3 separate regions of the Homo sapiens genome follow, and regions 1 and 3 are each linked to region 2. The links are chromatin contacts, found by Hi-C or POLR2A ChIA-PET in ENCODE. All regions are on one chromosome and are shown on one strand. Each heading gives the region's core, a stretch centred on a gene start or an enhancer-like site at or near the end of the contact. The rest is flanking DNA. Distances are from core to core; before and after follow the strand shown. Region 1 overlaps ARFGEF2 (ARF guanine nucleotide exchange factor 2). Region 2 overlaps PREX1 (phosphatidylinositol-3,4,5-trisphosphate dependent Rac exchange factor 1). Region 3 overlaps ARFGEF2 (ARF guanine nucleotide exchange factor 2).

Region 1 (3,536 bases), core at 1-2,500, 330 kb before region 2:
AACTGGTAAGGGCTCACAATCACCTGACAGAACTCACATGCAAGTGCTACACCCCCAAGCCTTACGGAATCCAGGCGCTCCTCCTGGTGCAGGAATTGGGCTATGTCTTCAACTGACGTTCCCAGCATGCCCTGCTCCTGGAGAAACTGGATCCCCCTCTTGGGTTTCTTGTTGAACCTGTTTCAAGCAGAGATGGGACACAAGTTGCTTATTTCAAAATCTGGAGGATAGCAAAAGCTGGTATTTGAGATAAATAATAATAGAATACTATGAACATGCCATCACGTATAAGCTAGCAAGGTCATGTCTGTCCTGGCAGCTTTTCTAAATTCCACCTTCAATTTCTGACCCAGCTATACCTGGTCAGAGTCTGCTGATTGTCACCTCATATCCACTCTCCCCTTCTCCAACACTAATAGAACCCTACGTGTTAGCTGGACACACTGCCATGTGGAATAAAAAGAACATTTCCCTGCCTCCCTTAAATAAAGGATGGCCATGTGATAAACTTCTAGCCAGTGAGATATGAGCAGAAGTGGTGTGGGTACTTCTAGGAAGGACCCTTAAACAAAGCTGACTCAGGTGGGAAGTCTGCTTTTTTCTCTTTTTGTTCTTTCCCTCCTCCTCTCCAGAATGTTTGTGGGATGGCTGGTACTCCAGCAGTCATCTTATACCATGAGGCCACCCTCTCTGGCTAAGTATGGTGAAGCAGACAGATAAAAGGAGCCTGGATCTCTGATGTCCTTAAGGGCCACCGTAGCAGCCTTAGACTGTCCACTTTTGGATTTCCTTGAGAGAGAAATACATAGTTAAGCATGTTATTTTGTATTTATTTTTTTCTTTCTCTACTTTTTTTTTTTTTTAAGAGACAGGGTCTCACTGTGTTGACCAGGCTGGTCTGGAACTCCAAGTGATCCTCCCACCTTAGCCTCCCAACGTGCTGGGATAACGGGCATGAGCCACCATGCCCAGCCCATTTTTTATTTCCTGCTAAAGGAAGGCAAAGCTAACCAATGTATAGACTCAACTTATTATTTACCAGGCCTGAGCTGGAGGGTGATATTCATGAGTAAGCACAAACTGGCAAGCGTCATGAAAGATACAAATAGGGGCAAGGGCAGAACTTAACTTGGGACCTGTTTAGATAGTGCAGTTGCTGAAGGCCTCTTTGAGTAAGAGATGTTTTACCAAGTCTGAGGGATGGAAAAAAGCCAAGAGAATTTCAAGCACAAGGCACCATGGTAAAAAGAGCTGAAGGTGTTCAAGGGACTGAAAATACATTGTGTGACTCAGGGGAATTGGCAGGAGATGAGATCAGCAAGGGAGGCCAGGGGCTGGGTCAGGCCATGGTGCAGAACAGGAAACCTGGAATGATTTAGGCAGGAGAGTGATAAGACTTGATTTATGTTTTAAAAAGATTACTTTAGCTGCTGTGGGCAGAATACACTAGAGGGAGGTGGAGTGGCGGCAGTAGAAATGAGAAGATCAAACATGTCAGTTAATAAGTGAGTACTGTAATTTCAACTCTTAAGTTGAACTTACTAAGTTAACTAATCATTTACAAGTTGGAATATATGATTGTGTATGTGTTGATGTGTGTAAAAGACTGGAAAGAAACATAAAGATTTGCCAATGATTGTGATGATGGTGCTGTGGTTATATGGGAGAATGTCCTTTATTTTTCAAAGAGATTCAGTTAAGGTCTCATGATGGCTACCAATTACTTTCAAAATGGTTCAGAAAAATATATACGTAAATAAAACAAGTAAGATTCCGTCCCAAGATGGCCAAATAGGAACAGCTCCGGTCTGCAGCTCCCAGTGTGATCGACGCAGAAGACGGTGATTTCTGCATTTCCAACTGAGGTACCTGGTTCATCTCACTGGGACTGGTTGGACAGTGGGTGCAGCCCACGTAGGGTGAGCTGAAGCAGGGCGGGGCATCGCTTTACCCGGGAAGCGTAAGGGGTCGGAGGATTTTCCATTCCTAGCCAAGGGAAGCCATGACAGACTGTACCTGGAAAATCGGGACACTCCTGCCCAAATACTGCACTTCTCCAATGGTCTTAGCAAATGGCACACCAGGAGATTATATCCTGTGCCTGGCTCAGCAGGTCCCACGCCCACGGAGCCTTGCTCACTGCTGGCTCAGCAGTCTGAGATTGACCTGTGAGGCAGCAGCCTGGCAGGGGGAGGGGTGTCTGCCATTGCTGAGGCTTGAGTAGGTAAACAAAGTGCTGGTGAAGCTCGAACTGGGCAGAGCCCACCACAGCTCTGCAAGGGCTGCTGCCTCTATAGACCCTACCTCTGGGGGCAGGGCATAGCTGAACAAAAGGCAGCAGAAACTTCTGCAGACTTAAACATCCCTGTCTGACAGCTCTCAGCAGTGGTTCTCCCAGCATGGTGTTTGAGCTCTGAGAACAGCCTGCCTCCTCAAGTGGGACCCTGACCCCCATGTAGCCTAACTGGGAGACACCTCCCAGAAAGGGCCGACTGACACCTCATACAGGCGGGTGCCCCTCTGGGACGATGCTTCCAGAGGAAGGATCAGGCAGCAATATTTGCTGTTCTGCAATATTTGCTGTTCTGCAGCCTCTGCTGGTGATACCCAGGCAAACAGGGTCTGGAGTGGACCTCCAGCAAACTCCCACAGACCTGCAGCTGAGGGACCTGACTGTTAGAAGGAAAGCTACAAACAGAAAGGAATAGCAACATCAACAAATAAAATGACATCCACACCAAAACCCCATCTGTAGGTCACCAGCATCAAAGACCAAAGATAGATAAAACCACAAAGATGGGGAGACACCAGAGCAGAAAAGCTGAAAATTCTAAAAACCAGAGCACCTCTTTTCCTCCAAAGGATTGCAGCTCCTCCCCAGCAACAGAACAAAGATGGATGGAAATGACTTTGACAAGCTGACAGAAGTAGGCTTCAGAAAGTCACTAATAACAAACTTCTCCAAGCTAAAGGAGGATGTTCGAACCCATCGCAAGGAAGCTAAGAACCTTGAAAAAAGATTAGACGAATGGCTAACTAGAATAAACAGTGTAGAGAAGACCTTAAATGACCTGGTGGAGCTGAAAACCATGGCATGAGAACTACATGACGCATGCACAAGCTTCAATAGCAGATTTGATCAAGTGGAAGAAAGGGTATCAGTGACTGAAGATCAAATTAATGAAATAAAGTGAGAAGAGAAGTTTACAGAAAAAAGAATAAAAAGAAACGAACAAAGCCTCCAAGAAATATGGGACTATGTGAAAAGACCAAATCTACGTTTGATTGGTATGCCTGAAAGTGACAGGGAGAATGGAACCAAGTTGGAAAACACTCTGCAGGATATTATCCAGGAGAACTTCCCCAACCTAGCAAGGCAGGCCAACTTTCAAATTCAGGAAATACAGAGAACACCACAAAGATACTCCTAGAGAAGAGCAACCCCAAGACATATAATTGTCAGATTCACCAAGGTTGAAATGAAGGAAAAAATGTTAAGGGCAGCCAGAGAGAAAGGTCGGGTTACCCACTATGGG
Region 2 (3,237 bases), core at 331-2,830:
ATTAACTTCTCTCCCATAGTACTGCAGGGACTGCTGTTCCCTCTGATTTCATGCCCCTCACTGTAAAGTCCCCCAATGCTTCCCGTCACACTTAGGATAAAATTAAACCTCTCACTCCCCTCCCCTCCCCTTCTCTCTTTCCTCTTTCCCTCCCTTCCTCCTTCCTTCCTCTCTCTTCTTTCTTTTCTCTTTTCTTGTTTTCTTTTCTTCTTTCTCTCTCTCTCTCGTGCCCGTCCTTCCTTCCTTCCTTCCTTCCTTCCTTTTCTTTCTCTCCTCCCCTTTCTTTCTTCCCTCCCCTCCCCTCCATTCCCCTCTCTCCCCTCCCTTCCCCTTTCTCCCCTCCCCTCTCTCCTCTCTCCTCTCCTCTGCCTCCCCAGTGGCTAGGACAACAGACCTGCGCCACCACACCCAGCTAATTTTTGTATTTTTTATAAAGACAGGGTTTTGCTATGTTGCCCAGGCTGGTCTTGAACTCCTGGGATCAAGCGATCAACCCGTCTCGGCCTCCCAAAGTGCTGGGATTACAAGCGTGAGCCATTGCGCCTGACCTCCTGATCTCTTTTCTTATCCTCCAGTGCCTTGGGGCCTCCCTCAGGACCTTTGTACGTGCTGTGTCTGCTGCCTGGAGCATGTTCCTCCACTCTTTATGAAGTTTTGTTTTTCATTTCGTTCAGGCCTCAGCTCCGATAGCACCTTCTCTGCCCCCTTGCCGTGCCCTATCCCATTAAGTGCTTTAATTCCAACTACGTACACTCCCTGCATCACATCCTGTATTTCTTTTGTTTATTTGTTTATAGTTGGCCTCCCGCACTAAGCAGGGCTGGGCTTGTTTGTCTTGTTCTAGATGGTGTCTCCAGCACCCATGAGAACTGCCTGGCCCGTGTGATGGGCAGCATCTCAATCAATGTCTGTTGACTGAATGAGTGCCTTTCCCTGTATCCCCCGCACTGGGGAACCCCCAGACCTGTTTCTAGCATGCCTGCCATCCTGCCCTGGGGTGGGACCGCTCCTCCCTAAACTCCCTGACTCCACATTCTTGGTGGCTGGACACCTTTGGATCCGTGTGATTCGTTAAGCCAGTGGCAGGCACAGAGTGAGCACTGGCTCTGCCAGGTGCTGTTTGCGTTTTGCTCTGTCTCGCCCACCTGGATCTGGCCACTTCCCTACTAGACCTGGGACGAGGTCATGGTCCTGTGGGGGCCACGGTGGGGCTGGCCGTAGGCCCACCTCGCTCCCTGACCGGGTTCCTTCTGCCCTGGGCCCCCAGATCCTGCCCCAGGAGGAGGACTATGGCTTTGACATCGAGGAGAAGAACAAGGCTGTGGTGGTGAAGTCCGTCCAGAGGGGCTCGCTGGCTGAGGTGAGGCCCTCGGGGGAGCTGGCAGGGACCGTGTGCAGGTGGCAGAGCGGGGTGTCTCTCTTCACCCTCCTTGAGGCAGCCCAGCCCAGGAGATTCTGGAATGATCGCTGACTCCTCTTCTCTCATTGCTCACGTGGAGAAACTGAGTCCAGGACCCACTGTCTGCAGTGGCTACAGTAGCTGGGAGTGAGTGCAGAGTCCCGGGGCTGTGCTCCTGGTGTGTTCCACCACTGCCCTCTGCTGGACATTGTGGGGAGGTACAGGAAAAAAGCAGGTGTCTCAGTTTTCTGCAACCAGTCACAGTGGCTTGAATAAGATAAGCTCATTGCTGTCTGATGCAAAGCCTACAGGAGGATAGGTTAGGAGAGTGAGGGTGTGGCTGGCCGAGGATTCAGCCCTGGGGCCTTCCGGCTTTGCCTGGGGCGTGTGCAGGTGGGTGGGGGAGATGCACCTGCCGTGCTGGCTGGAGCCCAGCTTGCCCCTGTGGCAATTAGGAATGCTTTGGGCTGCAAGGAGCGACATACCCATGGCCGGAGCGGCTAGGTTGACCTTGCCAGTGATGTGAGCGGTTGGAAGGAGGCAGTTGTGAATCTTGGTTCGGGTCAGCAGGTCTTCATCTTTCTTCGCCAGGCCCTAACAGACATAAGATGGCCACCCCGGTGTGACCCTCGTGTCCCCACACAACAGGGTCAGGCCCCAGCAGAGTTTCCCCTCAGGAGGAATACCTTTCCCAGCTGCCCTCCCATGAGCTTCCCTTTGTGGCTCATGAGGCAGAACCAGGTCCCTTGTGCCCCTCAACTGCTTACCACAGACAGCACGCAGTCACCCAGTCCTGCTGGATCCCTTGGGCCAGCACCCTTCTGCTGAACACATTTGAGCTTCCTTGGTGAGGAGGGAAGGAGCTTAGTAACTGGTGTGCACGTCTGTCCTCTGCCGTCCCTACCCAGGTGGCTGGCCTGCAGGTGGGGAGGAAGATCTACTCCATCAATGAGGACCTGGTGTTCCTGCGGCCGTTTTCAGAGGTGGAGTCCATCCTCAACCAGTCCTTCTGCTCCCGCCGCCCTCTGCGCCTCCTGGTGGCCACGAAGGCCAAAGAGTGAGTGTCCCAGGGCGGGGTGTCCGGCAGCCCTCCCTCTCAGGCTGAGTGGTGGCTGAGGGCTGGGGTGGCATGAACTGTCCTGGTCCCCCGTGGCTGGGACCCATTGTTGGAGTCACACAACACAAGCTGGACCTTCATTAATTCGGCAGATGTTTACAGAGTGCCACTCTGTGCTTGGTGGCAGTTTGGGCCCTGGGAATCCAGCCACGTGGGGATGCATGCGGTTCCTGCCATTCATAGATCTCAGATCTAGTTGGGGGAGGAGGCAGGAGACAGACAATGTGCAGATACAGAAGTAAGACACTGAGCCTGTGCTGGTGAGCGTGGCACAGATAAGTTTCTATAAACCCGGGAAAGGGGCCAGAGTGTGCAGAGGGATGGCTGTCAGGGAGACGTCACTGCGAGTCGGGGTGAAGACCCGAAGCAGATGAGGGGGGAGTCAAGGGGATTTCTGGAGGAAGAGGGCTCCAGGCAGGGGAAGCAGCTAGGGCAGAGGCCCTGAAGTGGGACCGTGTCTGGCGCATTGGAAGAGCAGAAGGAAGCTGATGGGGCTGGAGCAGTGAGTGAGAGGGAGGGCTGGGTAGTGAGGTCTGTAGGGTAACGGGGTCCAGCCCTGGAGGCCCCTGGCAAGGACCCATGGGGAGCCACTGGAAGCTTCTGATCGAAGTCCTGTGGCTGCAAGTGGAGCTCAGATTGTCAGGGGCAAAGGTGGCTCTCGGGGGAGCTGAGGAGGTGGTGGCTCAGCAGAGTGCGAGAGCAGGGGTGGGAGGAGCAGACC
Region 3 (3,420 bases), core at 480-2,979, 290 kb before region 2:
CAGGAGCCAGGCAGGCATAACCACTCTGTGACTGCAACCTTCGTCCTGTCGCCTGACAGCAAAAGATGCCTGGAATGGTGATACAGTATCCGATGAAAAATGCAAGGTATAGAGCACTCCCCAGTACGCAACCATCTCTGCAAGCCTGAGGAATTAATAGCTACACATACTCAAGACAGAGAGATTAGTGGTTGTCTAGAGTTAGGGGGGCGGCGTAGGGAGACATAGGGAGTGATCGTCAATGATAACATAAAAATGGTCTAAAGTTAGGTTGTGGTAATGGTTGCACAACTCTGTCAATAAACTAAAAATCACAAAATTTTGTGTGTGTGTGTGTGTGTGCATGTATATACATACATATATATATATATATATATATATATATATATATATTTTTTTTTTTTTTTTTTAGACAGGGTCTTATTCTGTTACCTAGGCTGGAATGAAGTGGTACGGTCATGGCTCACTGATGCCTCCACCTCCCAGGCTCAAGCAATCCTCCTACCTCAGCCTCTTGAGTAGCTGGGACCACAGGCACATGCCACCAAGCTAGTCTAATTTTTCTTTATTCTTTGTAGAGATGGGGTCTTGCTATATTGCTCAGATTGGTCCCAAACTCTTGGGCTCAAGCGATCCTCCTGCCTGTAATCTCAAAGTGTTGGAATTACAGATGTGAGCCACCGCGCCTGGCTTGAATTACACTTTAAATGGATGAATTGTATGCATGTTAATTTTATCTCAAAAAGCTGTTAAAATTATATATATATATGAATATGTATTTTCTTTCAATGGAAAGATACCTAAGAAACTAATAACATGGTTGCTTGAGGGAGGAGAACTAAGTAGCTGTGAGCTGGGGTGGGACTAAGACACTCTGTAGTACATCTTTTCATTTTTTTCAACGTTGAATCCTGTCAGTGTATTTTCTACCCCAAAAATTAATGTAAAAACTTCATCTGCATTTCACACCTACATCAATAGTAGTGTGTGTCACCCACGAGCAGCTGCTTGGAACGTGCCCTCTCTGAGAGGTTACAAATTGGTCTGTGCCACCTCACACACAACCGGGATGTCAGCATGGAGGACAGAGCTGGAAGGAACCTCAAAGGTCAGCAGCAGGATGATTTCTAAGCCTGGCTGAGAAACATAATCACCTGAGGGAGCTCACTAAAAACACAGGTTCCTGGACTCCGACCCAGACCTACTGAAGCAGAACTTCCAGGTGGAGCCCAGGAATCAGTGTTTTTCTCCAAGCTATCCACGTTATATTGATGGTTGATCAGATAAAAGAATCACTCATCTGGCACATATACATGTGAACTCTAAGGCATTCTCTGCCTCCAGTGACTTGGTGAAGACTCCTAAAACTGCTGTTCTGTTCTTTCCCCTTTTTGGCTTCTACTGGTCACATGCTTCTGCCCCCACCAGGGGGACTCAGGTTCCTGAGGTTATCTATAGAGCAGCCACCACTGTGGGAGGAAGACTGGCCGCTCTGCAAAGGTCCGACACCGTTTCTCAATGGCTTTTCCCCTTCCTTAGCTAGTGAAGTGTCACCACTCAACAAGCAGAAAGAAAAATGGATTGAGAGAGTGGCTGAGAGTAGAAATGCAATACTACTGGATGGAGTAACTGAAGGAGCAGGAGAGAGGCCTGCGTACACTCTGCTGCTCAAGTCCAACCCCCAAATCTCCAGGTGAGGGGTGTGGCCTGTGAAGGGCAAGTCCAGATGCCCTTTACCTCACCCCTCACATTGCTGCTGCAGGTGCAGGCTTCCTAGGAGGGCAGGGCTGTCTACCTGGAAAATGAGCTCTGGTTTTGACATTGCTTGTTCTTACATCTAACAGACTCAAGTCTGTTTTGTGCACTGGATTGCAAGTGGGGTGGTCTAGGAACTCCTCAAATGTGAATGCTGAAAAGTAGGCTGCAATACTGATGCCACAAAGCAGGCTGGACATGGATTACGACTTTCGCACTTTAACTAAAGTATGAAAAGGACAGAAAGTATCCTCCCCTCTCCAGACTCCTTAAGGGGCACATTACTCTTCAAATCAGAAAGGGTTTTAAGCATGACTTCCCCCCTCATCTGTGCAGTGAGACAAGGCCAGGAGAAAGGAGAGTTCCTGTATCCTGTGGATCTTTCTGGTTCTGCTTTCTCATCCTTCTTTGTGACAGACCCTGTTCTGGGCACTGGGGATACAATAGTAAGACAAACGTAATTATTTTTCTTATAGAGTCTATATTCTCCAGGGAGGTGCACCAAAGCTCAAAGTCCTAACTGGGACCTACAGGGCTGTGTGTGACTTGTAGATACTGCCCCCTATCTCCCACTATCCCCCAGGTAGATGTCCCCACCTTGTTCCTTGCTAACGCAATGAGCGGCGGGAAGACGGACAGGGAGGGAGGCCTCTAGGCAGCTGGCCCACTGACACATGAGTCAGGGCTTGCACAGGGACATTCTGCCATGGAGGGGAAGATGATGACAATATAATACACTATAACAGGCCTTTATAGGACTCACTGCATGAAGGAAAATGCTATGCGGTTGGTTTCTTGGTACAGAATAGGACATACTGTACCTCTGTACTGTAATAAACAGAGGTTAGGGTAAGTAAGCTGTATTACAAGTTATCCCACCCACATGAATGAATATATTTGGTACAAATTAAGTCTTCTACCTCACTGGTCTCTTCTGAAGTTGGTTCTATTTACTTTGCCTCAGTGATAGGAATCCAAAGAGTCACCTCTGACCAGAGAAACTGAGGCATGTCTCCAAGGAGGCTTGCACAGAGATGTTCACTATAACCCTGTGTGTGCCTCTGTACAGGGGAGCGAGAGATGGAATGGTGGCATGACACGTCATATGCCAGTCAAAAGAATGCACTAGATCCACATGGAGAGATATAGCTAGAGCCTGATAACGGTGTTGAATGTAAAAAGCTGCAGAGAAACTTGTACAAGTGATATCACTTATTGAAAAAAAAAGAGAGGAAAGAAAAGTATACACCTAAACAGGCAATTGGGTTTGGGGCTGGTGGCCCAAGGAACTTCATTTTATCTGTAAAGTTCTAAAAACCTTTTAACAGAGACTGTAGTCATGTACAACTTACATAATTAAAAATTGATTTTTCATTGTGCATTTAAAAAATCAAAAGTTTTCTGGAAATAAGAGCTAAAAGATAATGTTTATGGTATAAACAGGGCAGCTTAGATTAATGGTTTCCTACAGCCTTCACTGGGATGTAAAAAGAAAATGTTAGAATTTTATTTATATTTTTCCAATTGTCCTGTCAAAGTTGTATTTTTGTATGCTTTACAATATATGTAATTTATTTATTTATATATTTATTTTGAGATGGGGTCTCACTCTGTCACCCAGGCTGGAGTGCAGTGGCACGATCTCTGCTCATTGCAACCTCTGCC

The links. A loop is a pair of places that touch in the nucleus more often than their neighbours do. ChIA-PET counts read pairs that join two places held with the same protein, here RNA polymerase II (POLR2A). Pooled maps may share reads with other maps.
Region 1: a map of endothelial cell of umbilical vein shows a loop between it and region 2 (10-fold over the local background). The contact joins two enhancer-like sites. A Hi-C loop is called at or near these places in 2 of 168 maps with a recorded cell type or tissue (PC-9 and endothelial cell of umbilical vein) and 6 of 50 pooled maps. POLR2A ChIA-PET finds 5 or more read pairs at or near these places in 1 of 52 experiments (Panc1).
Region 3: a loop to region 2 is called in a pooled map, with 4 times the contacts of the local background. The contact joins two enhancer-like sites. A Hi-C loop is called at or near these places in 1 of 37 single-sample maps with no recorded cell type and 4 of 50 pooled maps. POLR2A ChIA-PET finds 5 or more read pairs at or near these places in 3 of 52 experiments (MCF 10A, activated B cell and activated CD4-positive, alpha-beta T cell).

The regions. Positions count from the first base shown.
Region 1 is chr20:48,981,370-48,984,905 of GRCh38, reverse strand. ARFGEF2 (ARF guanine nucleotide exchange factor 2) reads right to left here. Exons shown (of 39, transcript NM_006420.3): 15 at 66-177. Among named protein-coding and RNA genes, the nearest start is that of ARFGEF2, 61 kb to the right of the region's middle. Within about 2 kb of position 1,250, at least 10 of the 41 ENCODE cell types and tissues checked have a DNase peak (open chromatin) inside an H3K27ac peak, as active enhancers do.
Region 2 is chr20:48,656,259-48,659,495 of GRCh38, reverse strand. It overlaps PREX1 (phosphatidylinositol-3,4,5-trisphosphate dependent Rac exchange factor 1), which reads left to right. Exons shown (of 40, transcript NM_020820.4): 17 at 1,268-1,360; 18 at 2,308-2,456. Among named protein-coding and RNA genes, the nearest start is that of PREX1, 170 kb to the left of the region's middle. Within about 2 kb of position 1,580, at least 3 of the 41 ENCODE cell types and tissues checked have a DNase peak (open chromatin) inside an H3K27ac peak, as active enhancers do.
Region 3 is chr20:48,947,785-48,951,204 of GRCh38, reverse strand. The region is part of intron 3 of ARFGEF2 (ARF guanine nucleotide exchange factor 2); the gene reads right to left. Among named protein-coding and RNA genes, the nearest start is that of ARFGEF2, 28 kb to the right of the region's middle. Within about 2 kb of position 1,729, at least 3 of the 41 ENCODE cell types and tissues checked have a DNase peak (open chromatin) inside an H3K27ac peak, as active enhancers do.